2 separate regions of the Homo sapiens genome follow, and region 2 is linked to region 1. Evidence: chromatin loops called from intact Hi-C (ENCODE). Cell type or tissue: heart right ventricle. All regions are shown on one strand. Each heading gives the region's core, and the rest is flanking DNA. Links, peaks and the distances in the headings are about the cores only.

The links. A loop is a pair of places that touch in the nucleus more often than their neighbours do. Peaks named below come from ENCODE experiments on the same cell type or tissue, not always from the same donor. Only the 100,000 strongest peaks of a DNase experiment are listed, where the experiment ranks them.
Region 2: a loop joins it to region 1, with 4 times the contacts of the local background. A loop is called at or near these places in 15 of 110 quality-filtered maps.

What each region holds. Positions count from the first base shown.
Region 1 is chr5:6,743,115-6,748,502 of GRCh38, forward strand. It overlaps TENT4A (terminal nucleotidyltransferase 4A), which reads left to right. Exons shown (of 13, transcript NM_006999.6): 6 at 598-726; 7 at 3,100-3,313; 8 at 5,350-5,388. Among named protein-coding and RNA genes, the nearest start is that of TENT4A, 32 kb to the left of the region's middle. In heart right ventricle, for the core only: a CTCF peak has its summit at 2,708 (motif pointing left); no DNase peak of the experiment used is centred there; H3K27ac peaks cover 1,228 bases.
Region 2 is chr5:6,289,030-6,294,417 of GRCh38, forward strand. It overlaps the pseudogene HMGB3P3. Among named protein-coding and RNA genes, the nearest start is that of LINC02145, 46 kb to the right of the region's middle. In heart right ventricle, for the core only: a CTCF peak has its summit at 3,141 (motif pointing right); no DNase peak of the experiment used is centred there.

The DNA of each region.
Region 1 (5,388 bases), core at 160-5,159:
GTGACCTCCTGTTGCAGTAGAGGCTGTTGCAATCCTTAGCAGGGGCAAATCCACCCCTGCAATCTGGTCCCATCTTGTTCCATTTTCAAGGGCCTTGCTCTTCAGGTTCCCCCTTCCCCCTTGTCATCTGGTCTGAGGGAGCATGTCCACCCCAAGCGCAACACGAACAGCAGCAGCCAGGCTTTCCCTCCCTCCTGCCATCTCCTGCCGCTCTGCCTTCCTTGCCAGCCTCACTCTGCTCTCCTGCTCCGGAGGCCCCCACTGTCCTCATGGCCTGTGTAGCAAGCACATAAACACTCCAGTGAACGCGCTGGTCTCTTCCTGAGTTCCTTTGTGCCTGTGGACTCGTCATGGTAGGGGTGCACCCCTGCTGAGTCGTAACCCAGGGAGAGCTCCACAGTCTCGATTTTCACAAGCCCCTCAGGAAATTAATTCTTAGCGTCCCCCAACCAAAGTTTGAGACTTAATGACTGAGAGCCTTCAGATGGGCAAGAGGATCGAGGAAACTTTCCTTTCTGTCTTGTGTGATTTGCTATGTGAAATCTCTTTGAAAGTATGGTAATTACTCAGTAAATCTTTTTCTTTTGGAATTTACAGAAATATTCATTGCTGCCTTACTTGATTTTAGTATTGAAACAGTTCCTTCTGCAGAGGGACCTGAATGAAGTTTTTACAGGTGGAATTAGCTCATACAGCCTAATTTTAATGGCCATTAGCTTTCTACAGGTATGTATGCTTTCTTGAGACTGTTTCTGTTGAGACATGTGTAAGAGTAGACTCTTCCAACCAGTTGCCTAGTGGGTTCCAGCAGCCTTTGCTCTCCTTTTACTGTATTGTTTCAATTTGGTAGAGGCTGATTTCTGATTCTTACAATCAAACCCTCTTGATTAATGCACCTTTCTGGATGCTCATTTTGTACTGGGTGTAACTGTTGGTGCAGGGGTGCCCGTCTGGTTCTGTGAGTCCAGTGCACATCAGTCCAAGCTCAGGGAATTCTCTGTATTCAGAAATGTCCATTTCATGGTAAACAATAAACATTTCTTGGTGCTTGTCTGTGATTTATATTGAAAAAAATTTGTCTCAGAATAAAGTTGAGTACCACATATGAGAAAAGGATTTACAAGAGAGCTTTCTCAGACTGATGAAACATCATTATTTTGTCTTAAATTATATGTGGTCCTTATTTTGCTGAGTAACATGGAAAATCTATCAATAGAAAACCTACGTGTTTTAAAAAGTATTGTTAAATGCTGTGATGTATTGATAAACTGTAATTATACTTTTTAAACATATAAAATCATCTCTAATTGGAACAGTAATTATTCCGTTTATATTTTCTTGAGTGAAGAATTCTGTCCTTTACAAAATCTTGCCTATATAATTTAGCCGCACGGCTGTATTTCTCCAGTGTTTACCATTAATTTGGTCTTTGTGATTGTGCTGAGATTACCGAATCTGTCCATGATTTGGTAATGTTCTCACTGTCATGAATGCTATGATAGTAGAATCACTGGGTAACTACCTGTGATGATCGCAGCTTCCTTGGTCTGTCTCTGCCAAGATGCTTTAAAAGTAGTGAAAATGGAATTCCATGTCTGTTTTCTTACAGTTCTAGTCACACTGTCCTGTCTTCACTTTCCCCTCTGAGATGTGGCCCTTATATATAGCCTTTCTTCCATAGTTTTTGGACATTATTTTGAATTAAACATGGGCCTCTGTTCTTTACTGATATACTCCTGACTTGCACTATTTTCATGGCCTTGTAGTAACAACAGCTACTTAATACTTTGATCATGCATGTGCCATGTGCCAGGCCTGGGTCCAGGGCCTCCTCCACCCCCTCAGGGGGTCCTTTCAGTGATCCTGTGACCCCACAGGAGGCCACCACAGCATGAGTGGGATTCCTGTGTTCACTGCCACATCCCTGTGCCTTGTCCAGTGCCCAGAGCTTGTCCTGCCTCAGCGGTGTGACTGTGGCAGCATCTGAGTTTCTTGACTAAGTGAGGGGAGGAGGCCCACCCTGGCACCGGCCAGGCTCTTGGATATGTGATTTTGGCTAAAAGACAAGGAATAAGGAAGGGAATAAAGGTCAGGCCAGAATCGGAATCCTCCTCTTGTGTGGTGGAAATATGCAGAGAACTCCGGAATTCTTCTGAACCCTAAAAACATTTGTATGCTTTCTAGCTGCAGCTCCTCCTGGCACTCTGTGTTATAAATAGTTTCAAGCACCGTGCTTCTCTGAGGGCTTTCTCTCATGTGCCCTCGTCCATCCCTTTCGAGTTGGCACTGTCCGATAGAATTCTGTGATGGTGATGGCCACTTCTGCATGGTCCGGCAAGGGGCAGGGCGCCACATGTGGCTACTGAGTATTGCAGTGTGGCTGGTGAGAGCAACAAGCTGGATTTTTAATTAATTTGTTTTAATTCATTTAAATAGACATGTGGGCAATGCAGGTCTGGACAGCTGAGAATTATGACCCTCAGGAGGTGTGGTGGACAGTGGTTTACTTCCGAACAAGCCCAGTGCCTGCTTTTGAAGACGATATGGCACTGAACTGAGAGTGGTGCTCATCTGTGTGACAAGCAGGATGGAAGCTTGCTATAAATATTGTGATATAATGCTAATGACCTTTACACAGCTAAAATCAATCCTTTCACTTTTCCGGTTTTATGTGATACTGCCATACTAGTCAGTCTAACACTGACCCCTGTTGGTTGTGCTTCAGCATAACGAAATTAGGATGACGAGAATCTGAAATTACATCTACCATCCAGGTGACTAAGTTATGCAGAATATAGTCCAACTTATTTGCCCATATTTGGTTAATCAGATATCTGTGTTTGCAGGAAGTTTGCTGTATGGATTACCAATTTCAAAAATCAAACTACACTAAAATTCAGATGAGTCCGTTGTGTTCCTTTTGAACACTCCTCGTTGAAGAGGCTGCTGTTCAGGCTTCCTCGTGGTGCTGGTGAGTGAGCGAGTGCCACTCACTGGTATTGCCTTGAAGAGGCTGCTGGACAGCAGACTTCGTCGCGTGCTATTTTCTTTAGAACATGCCATGAATCCATACAAATTGTGGGTGCATTGCTTTTACAGTTGCATCCAAGAATTGATGCCCGGAGAGCTGATGAAAACCTTGGAATGCTTCTTGTAGAATTTTTTGAACTCTATGGGAGAAATTTTAATTACTTGAAAACCGGTATTAGAATCAAAGAAGGAGGTGCCTATATCGCCAAAGAGGAGATCATGAAAGCCATGACCAGCGGGTACAGACCGTCGATGCTGTGCATTGAGGACCCCCTGCTGCCAGGTAAGGGCGCCCTGATCTCCACTGCTGAGAGCTGGGCCAGCCTCGGGGACGTGCTGGTGACAGGGCCTGTGTTGGGGCTCTGAGAGCCCCGGGCAGTTCATTTGCTCTTGATGCAGGTTTCTCTTATACTAACCAGTTAATAATCACACTTTGAGAAATCCTTATTTAATGCTTCTAATTAACTTTTGTCTTTCTAACTGTTTACATTCTATAATAAAGAAGAATTAAGGAAAATCTTTTCTTTTTCTGATTATTGAAGTATAACATATCCACCCTAAACCATTTGTTTCTCTGAAGTATGTAATATAGAAAAACCATGGATGCCATAATCCCCTTTTATTTGGACATGTATTTCTCCACTTTTTCCCTATATGGATATTAATGTTTATTATTGTTATCTTGTTGAACACATCCCACAACGCAAACACGTTTGTCACTTGGCTTTTGACTTAACGCTTACCCTTGACCCTTTCCTATGTGTGTAGGTTGTGTTTTGTCGTGAGGATTGCCGCATTGAAGAGTCTAAGGCTGGGCTAGAGGTTTCCCGGTTTTATTCCCATTGGCGTATTCAGGGGTATTTATGTCCTCATTCCTTTGGTGACAGTCTTTTAAAATCTTTGCCAATCTGATAAAACCATGTGTTAACGCTTTTAAATTTATATTTCTTTAATGATTAGTGGGGTTAAACACATTGCTATTTATGAATTCCACAAATTTTGATTGAGCGTCTGTTAGGTGAGATACCATTCTTACTGTTGGTGATAAAATCGTTGGCGGACGGGTGACAGAACAGGTGGTGGAGAGCCCAGCTCCAGGCGCGTGTCCCTGGGCCTTCTCCTCTGTGTGGCTCTGTGTGCTGTCCGCCCGGTTGCTGGCTGCCCTCCTCTGCTGTGTGCAAGGCCTGTGTGTGTCGGGGAAGCCTTTCTTGTCACACATGTCATACTTTTTCCAATTTGTTTTTTGCATTTGTATTTTTTTATTCAGCTCCTATACATTTAAAAAAACACCTCAGATTTAATGGTTGTTTTTGTTTTATGGCTTCTGGGATGTGAGCTTTATTTATTTCCTAAAGATCGTCTCAAGGAAAACACATTGGCTGATGTGTTTTGTTGTTGTTTATAGATGGCATGATTTGTGCAGGCTCTTGAGTGGTTTTCTTGGTAGCACGGTATGGCAGTGTATCATCCATTTTTGTCCGTTGGATGAGTCACATTGGAGACATTGGCATTGTCTTCAAGTGTCTGCTGAAATGTACTCAAAAAACAAAGACCCACATAATCGTTGAGTTATAATATAAATCTAGAAAAGATAAAACTCCAGTACTTAGAACATATATCCTTTAAAAGAAATCCACACTTAACCTGATTGTGAAGAATGAGTTGTTTGTAGATTAAAATTAGAAACAGTGCTTTTCTTATGAAAATTAAGCTTCTCCTGACTGGCTTCCTTGGTGACTGCTGTGACAGATTCCTTTGATTTGCTGTCCCAGTTTTCCACACGTGAGAATTCACATTCCATTCTAAAGGATTTACTTCCTGTAGGTTCCATTAGCGTTGACTGAGTTGTGATGCACTTGGGGTGAGCTGCCCTTCTACCTGCCCTGTTGGGGCACTGTGAGGCCTCCTGATTGTCAGATCAGCGATCACAGTGGGTCGGTGCTGCTGGTCTGCACAATGGTAGTCTTTGGCTTCCTCATGTTTCTGCCACCTGGAGAGGTGGCTTTTTGTGGGCTGTCACTCCGTCTGTGAATGGCAGCCGCCTCCGTGAGGTGGGCCATGAGCACAGGGGCACTGATGATGCAGACCAGTCCTCTCGGCACTCACAGACTGTGCCCTGTGCATGGTGATTGACAGGGCCTTTGCCAGTGCCAAGTGCCACCCGTGCCCATTGTGTTCGCCTGTCTGGGCTTTGCTGGTAGGGTCTGGAAGAGTTTCAGTGGTGAGGGCCTGCTTCAGAGTCACTTGTATGAGAAGATCCAAAACATGTGGACGATGGTGTGCATGTGGGGAGGGTCTGACATAGCCTTTTTGCTGCAGGGAATGACGTTGGCCGGAGCTCCTATGGCGCCATGCAGG
Region 2 (5,388 bases), core at 313-5,312, 450 kb before region 1:
ACTGTTAAAAACAGTAGATATTCATCCAGTTATATCGATAAGCACTTTAAAGTGTACAGCCTAAGAAATTATTTTTAAAAAATTGTCAGATGAGTTTGTTTTTAAATATCCAACTATATGTTGTTTACAAAAAGCACATATTATATAGAAAGACTCAGACAAATTAAAATTGAAGGGATGGAGAAAGTTGTAACATGCTGACACTCTTGAATAAAAAAGCAGGAATAGCTGTAATAATTTCAAACACAGCACTCTTCAGAACAGGGAAGATCAGTGATGAAGAGGGACATTAACAATAAAAGGGTCAATTTTCCAGGAAGACATAATTATAAGCATGAATATATCACACAACAGAGCATCCAAATACATGAGGAAGAAACTGACTGAACCGAAAGGAGAAATAAACAGCTCCACTATTATAGTTAGCCACTGCCAGAATTGACAGTTTAAGCAGGCAGAAAATCAGTAAAGATGCGGACAACCTGAACAGCGCTATCAATCAACTTGATCTAATTGACATTTTTAAAAATATTTCAGCCAGCAGTAACAGAATACACATTCTTCTTAAGCTCACAGGGAACATTTGCCAAGATAGGTTACATTCTGGGCCTTGAAAAACACCTTAAGTTTGAAAAAATAGAAACCCATTTAAAGCATGTTCTCAGACTACAATGGAACTAAATTAGAAATTAATAACAGAAAGATAGCTGAAAAATTCCCAAATATTTGTAAATTAAATAACGTGCTCTTAAATACCCCATAGGTCTAAAATAAATCTCAAAGAAATTTAAAAAGACTTTGAAAACTAAATGAAAATTAAAATACAATGTAGCCAAATTTGTGGAAGTCAGCAAAAGTATCAAAGAACCAAAGAGTTAGTTATTTTAGGGAGGCAAGAAGAAGGATCCTAATGCCCACAAAAGACCACCATCTGGATTCCTCCTGTTCTGTTCAGAATTCTGCCCAAGATCAAATTCACAAAGCCTGACATCTCTATTGGAGATGTGGCAAAAAAGCTGGCTGAGATGTGGAATAACTTAAATGACAGCGAAAGGAGCCTTACCTCACTGCATTAGTCCAGTGTCATGCTGCTACGAAGAAAAACCTGAGACGGGGTAATTTATAAAGGAAGGAGGTTTAATTGACTCACAGTTCCGCATTGCTGGGGAGGCCTCAGGAAACTTACAATCATGGCAGAAGGCAAGGAAAAACAAGCACCTTCTTCACAGGATGGCAAGATGGAGTGAGTGCCAAAAGGGGAAATGCCAGACACCTGTAAAACCATCAGATCTCGTGAGAACTCACTATCACAAGAACAGCAACCGCCCCCATGACCCAATTACCTCCACCTGGTCCCACCCTTGACAGGTGGGGATTATCGGGATTACAATTCCAGGTGAGACTGGGTTGGGGTCACAGAGCCAAACCATATCAATCACCAAGGCAGCAAAGCTGAAGGAGAAGTATGAGAAGGATGTTGCTGACTATAAGTCTAGAAAGTTTGATGGTGCAAAAGGTCCTGCTAAAGTTGCCCAAAAACAAGTGGAAGAGGAAGATGAAGAAGACGAGGAGGAAGTAAAGGAGGAGGATGAATTAAAAAAACTGTTCATCTATTTTAAAAATGCTTTTCTATAATGACTTTGTGTCCTACACCTCTGATAAGTTCAATTAATTTTAGCATTTTTTAATATATTCCTTAGGATTTTCTACTTAATGATCAGGTTGTCTGCAAATAAAAACAACTTTACTTCTTCCCTAAAAAAAAAAAAAAAAAAAAAAAAAAAAAAAAAAAATCACAAAATTGATAAATCTATAGCCAGGATTACCAAAAGTGAGAGAGAGAATATAAATCACAGATATAAAAAATGAGAGAATATTCATTAAATAATGAATCCCTTTGGCATAAGGATAATAAAGGTATACTATGAACAACTCTGTTTCCAAATTTGATAACTTAGATGAAATGAATGAATTTCTTGAGAGACACAAACTACCAAAACTCACACAAGGAGAGAGAGGCAACTTGAATAGGCATGTGTTTATTAAAGAAATTGAATAAATAACTTATAGCCTTCCTAAAAAGAAAGTACTATACCAGATGTTTTCACCAGTAAATTCTAACAAACATTTCAAGAAATAATACTAATTCTTTACAATATCTTCCAAAAAAATAAAAGCAGAGGGAACATTTCCTAACTCAGGTATGAGGCCAGATTACCTTAATACCTAAATCAGATAAAGATGTGAAATGAAAGGAAAACTATAGACTGATATCTCTCATAAATATATATGAAAAACTTCAACAAAATATTAGGAAATCAAATCCATCGAAGTACAAAAAGAATTATACATCCCAACCAAGTGGGATGTATTTAAAACATTCAAGGCTGGTTCAAGACTCAAAAATAAAAAAAAATCAATGTAACCCTCCATATCAACAAGCTAAAGAAAAGAAATAATTTGATCAAATCAATCAACACAGAGAAAGGCATTTAACAAAATCCAACACCCATTTATCATAAAACTCTTAGCAAACTAGAAACAGAGAGGACATCATCAACTTGATAAAAAAGTTATTAAAAGCTGAAAGCTAATATCATATTTAAAGAAAACAGAGTGGAATCTTCCCCCTCAAAATCAGGAACAAGGCAACAATGTCCTCTCTCACCATTCCTATTCAACATTGTGCTAGAAGTTTTACCTGGTGCAATAAAAATAGAAAAAGGAAGAAATGTATATGGATTAGAAAGAAAGAAGTAAAACTGTCTTTAGTCACAGATATAATCTTTTATGTAGAAAAGTCCAATTAAAAACACTTCTGGAACTAATAAATATGTATAACAAGGTCTCAAAAGTCAATTGCTTTCTTTTATACCAGAAATTTAAAAATTAGCATTTGAAATTAGAAAAGAAAATACTGAGATGCTTAATTTTATGTGTCAGCTTGACTGAGCCACAGTGCCCAGATATCTGGTCAAACATTCTAGACTTTCTTGTGAAAGTATTTTTTTGGATTAACATTTAAACGGATAGAATTCGAGTAAAGACAATTACCCTCTATAATGTGGGTGGGCTTCATCCAATCAGATGAAGCATTCAGTAGAACAAAGACTGGCCTTTCTCAAGCAAGAAAAAATTCTGCCAGCAGATGGCCTTTGGAGTCCAACTTCTACTCTTCCCTGGGTCTCCAGCCTGCTGCCTAACCTGCATATTTGCAGTTGCCAAGGCTTCACAATTATATGAGCCAATTTCTTTAAATCTTCCTGTCTCCCCACCCCAAACACACACACACACTCACACACATTGTCTCACACACGCACTCACACACAGAGATGATGATGTTTCTGTTTTTCTGTTTCTCTGGAGAACCCTAATACAAATACCATTTACAATAGCACAAAAAATGAAATGATTAGGTATAACTATAACAAAAATATGTATAGGATATGAATGCAGAAAACTATGAAATGCTGATGAAATCAAAAACTAAATAAATGGACAGATATTCCATGTTCATGGATAGGAAGACAATATTGTCAAGATGTCAGTTCTTTCCAACTTGATCCACAGATTCAAGACAATCCAGACTTTACTGGACTACTTTGTAGGCATCAATAAACTAATTTTAAAGTGTGTATCAAATGGCAAAATAGTTAGATCACACAACACTAAAGAAGGAGTAGGAGAAGAAGAAGGAGGAGGAAGAACAATAAAGCTGAAGGACTCACAGTGCTCTATTTCAAGACTTACTATTAAGCTACAGTAATCAAAACCTAGTGTTGGCAAAAATAAATAAATAGGTCAATGTAACTAAATAGTCCATAAATAGAGCCACACAGATATAGTTAACTGATCTTTGATAAAGGAGCAAAGGCAATTCCATATAGAAAAGACAGTTTTTTTTAACAATTGTGCTAGAAAACTTGGATGTCAATATGAAAATAAAACCCTAGCCCTTACACATGTCACAAAAAATTAACTCAAAATTGACCATATACCTAAATGTAAAACACGAAGCTATAAAACTTCTGGAAGAAATGACGAGAGAAAAAACTATAAGACCTGGCTTTTTTGAGGTGGTTTTATATACAACATGAAATGATAATCCATGAAAGTAAATTGAACTGATAACTTGGAATTTATTAAAATTTAAAACTGCTATGTAAAAGATACTTATGAAAATAAAAATACAAACCACAGAATGGGAGAAACTATTTGCAAAACATATCTGTTAAAAGACTTGTATTCAAAATATACAAAGAAACTTAAAACTCAACAATGAAAAGAGAAATAACCCAACTTTTCTTTTTTAGATTCATGGGGTACACATGCAAGTTTGTTACATAGGTATATTGTATGGTGTTGAGGTTTCGGCTTCTAATGATCCTGTTAGCCAAGTAGCAAACATAATACACAATAGATAGTTTTTCAATCCTGTCCCCCCATTTCCCCTTTTTGGAATCCCCAGTATTTATTGTTCTCATCTTTGTGTCTATGTGTACCCAATGTTTAGCTCCTCTGTAAAAGTGAAAACATGCAATATTTGGTTTTCTGTTTCTGTACTAGTTTGCTTGTGATAATGGCCCCAGCTGCATACATGTTGCTGCAAAAGATATGATTTTATTATTTTCATAGCTATGTAGTATTCCATGGTGTATATGTACCACATTTTCTTTATCCAATCCGCCATTGTTTGGTATCTGTGTTGATTCCATATCTTTGCTATTGTGAATAGTGCTATGATAAACATGCAAGTGCAGGTGTCTTTTTGATGGAACAATTTATTTTTCTTGGGGTATATACTGAGTAATGGAATTGCTGGGTTGAATAATAATTCTAGTTTTACTTCCTTGAGAAATCTCCAAACTGCTTTCCACAGAGGCTGAACGACTTTGTATTCCCACCAACAGTGTGTAAGAGTTCCCGTTTCTCCACAGCCTCATCAACATCTGTTATTTTTTGACTTTTAAGTAATAGCCGTTGTGACTGGTGTGAGATAATATCTCATTGTGCTTTCTATTTGCATCTTCCTGATGATTAGTGATGTTGAACATTTTTTTCATGTTTTTGGCCACTTATATGTCTTTCTCTTTCTCTGAGAAGTGTCTGTTATGTCCTTTGCCCAGTTTTTAAATAGTTTTTTTTTTCTTTTTGATTTGTTCAAGTTTCTTATAAAATCTAGATATTGGTCTTTTGTGAAATGTACATTTTGCAAATATTTTCTCTCATCCCATAGGTCATCTGTTTACTCTGCCGTTAGTTTTTGTTATTGTTGTTTGTTTGTTTTTGCTGTGCAGAAGCTCTTTTGTTTAATTAGGTACCAATTGTCAATTTTGTTTTTGTTGCATTCACTTTTGAGGACTTAGACATAAATTCTTTGCCAAGGCT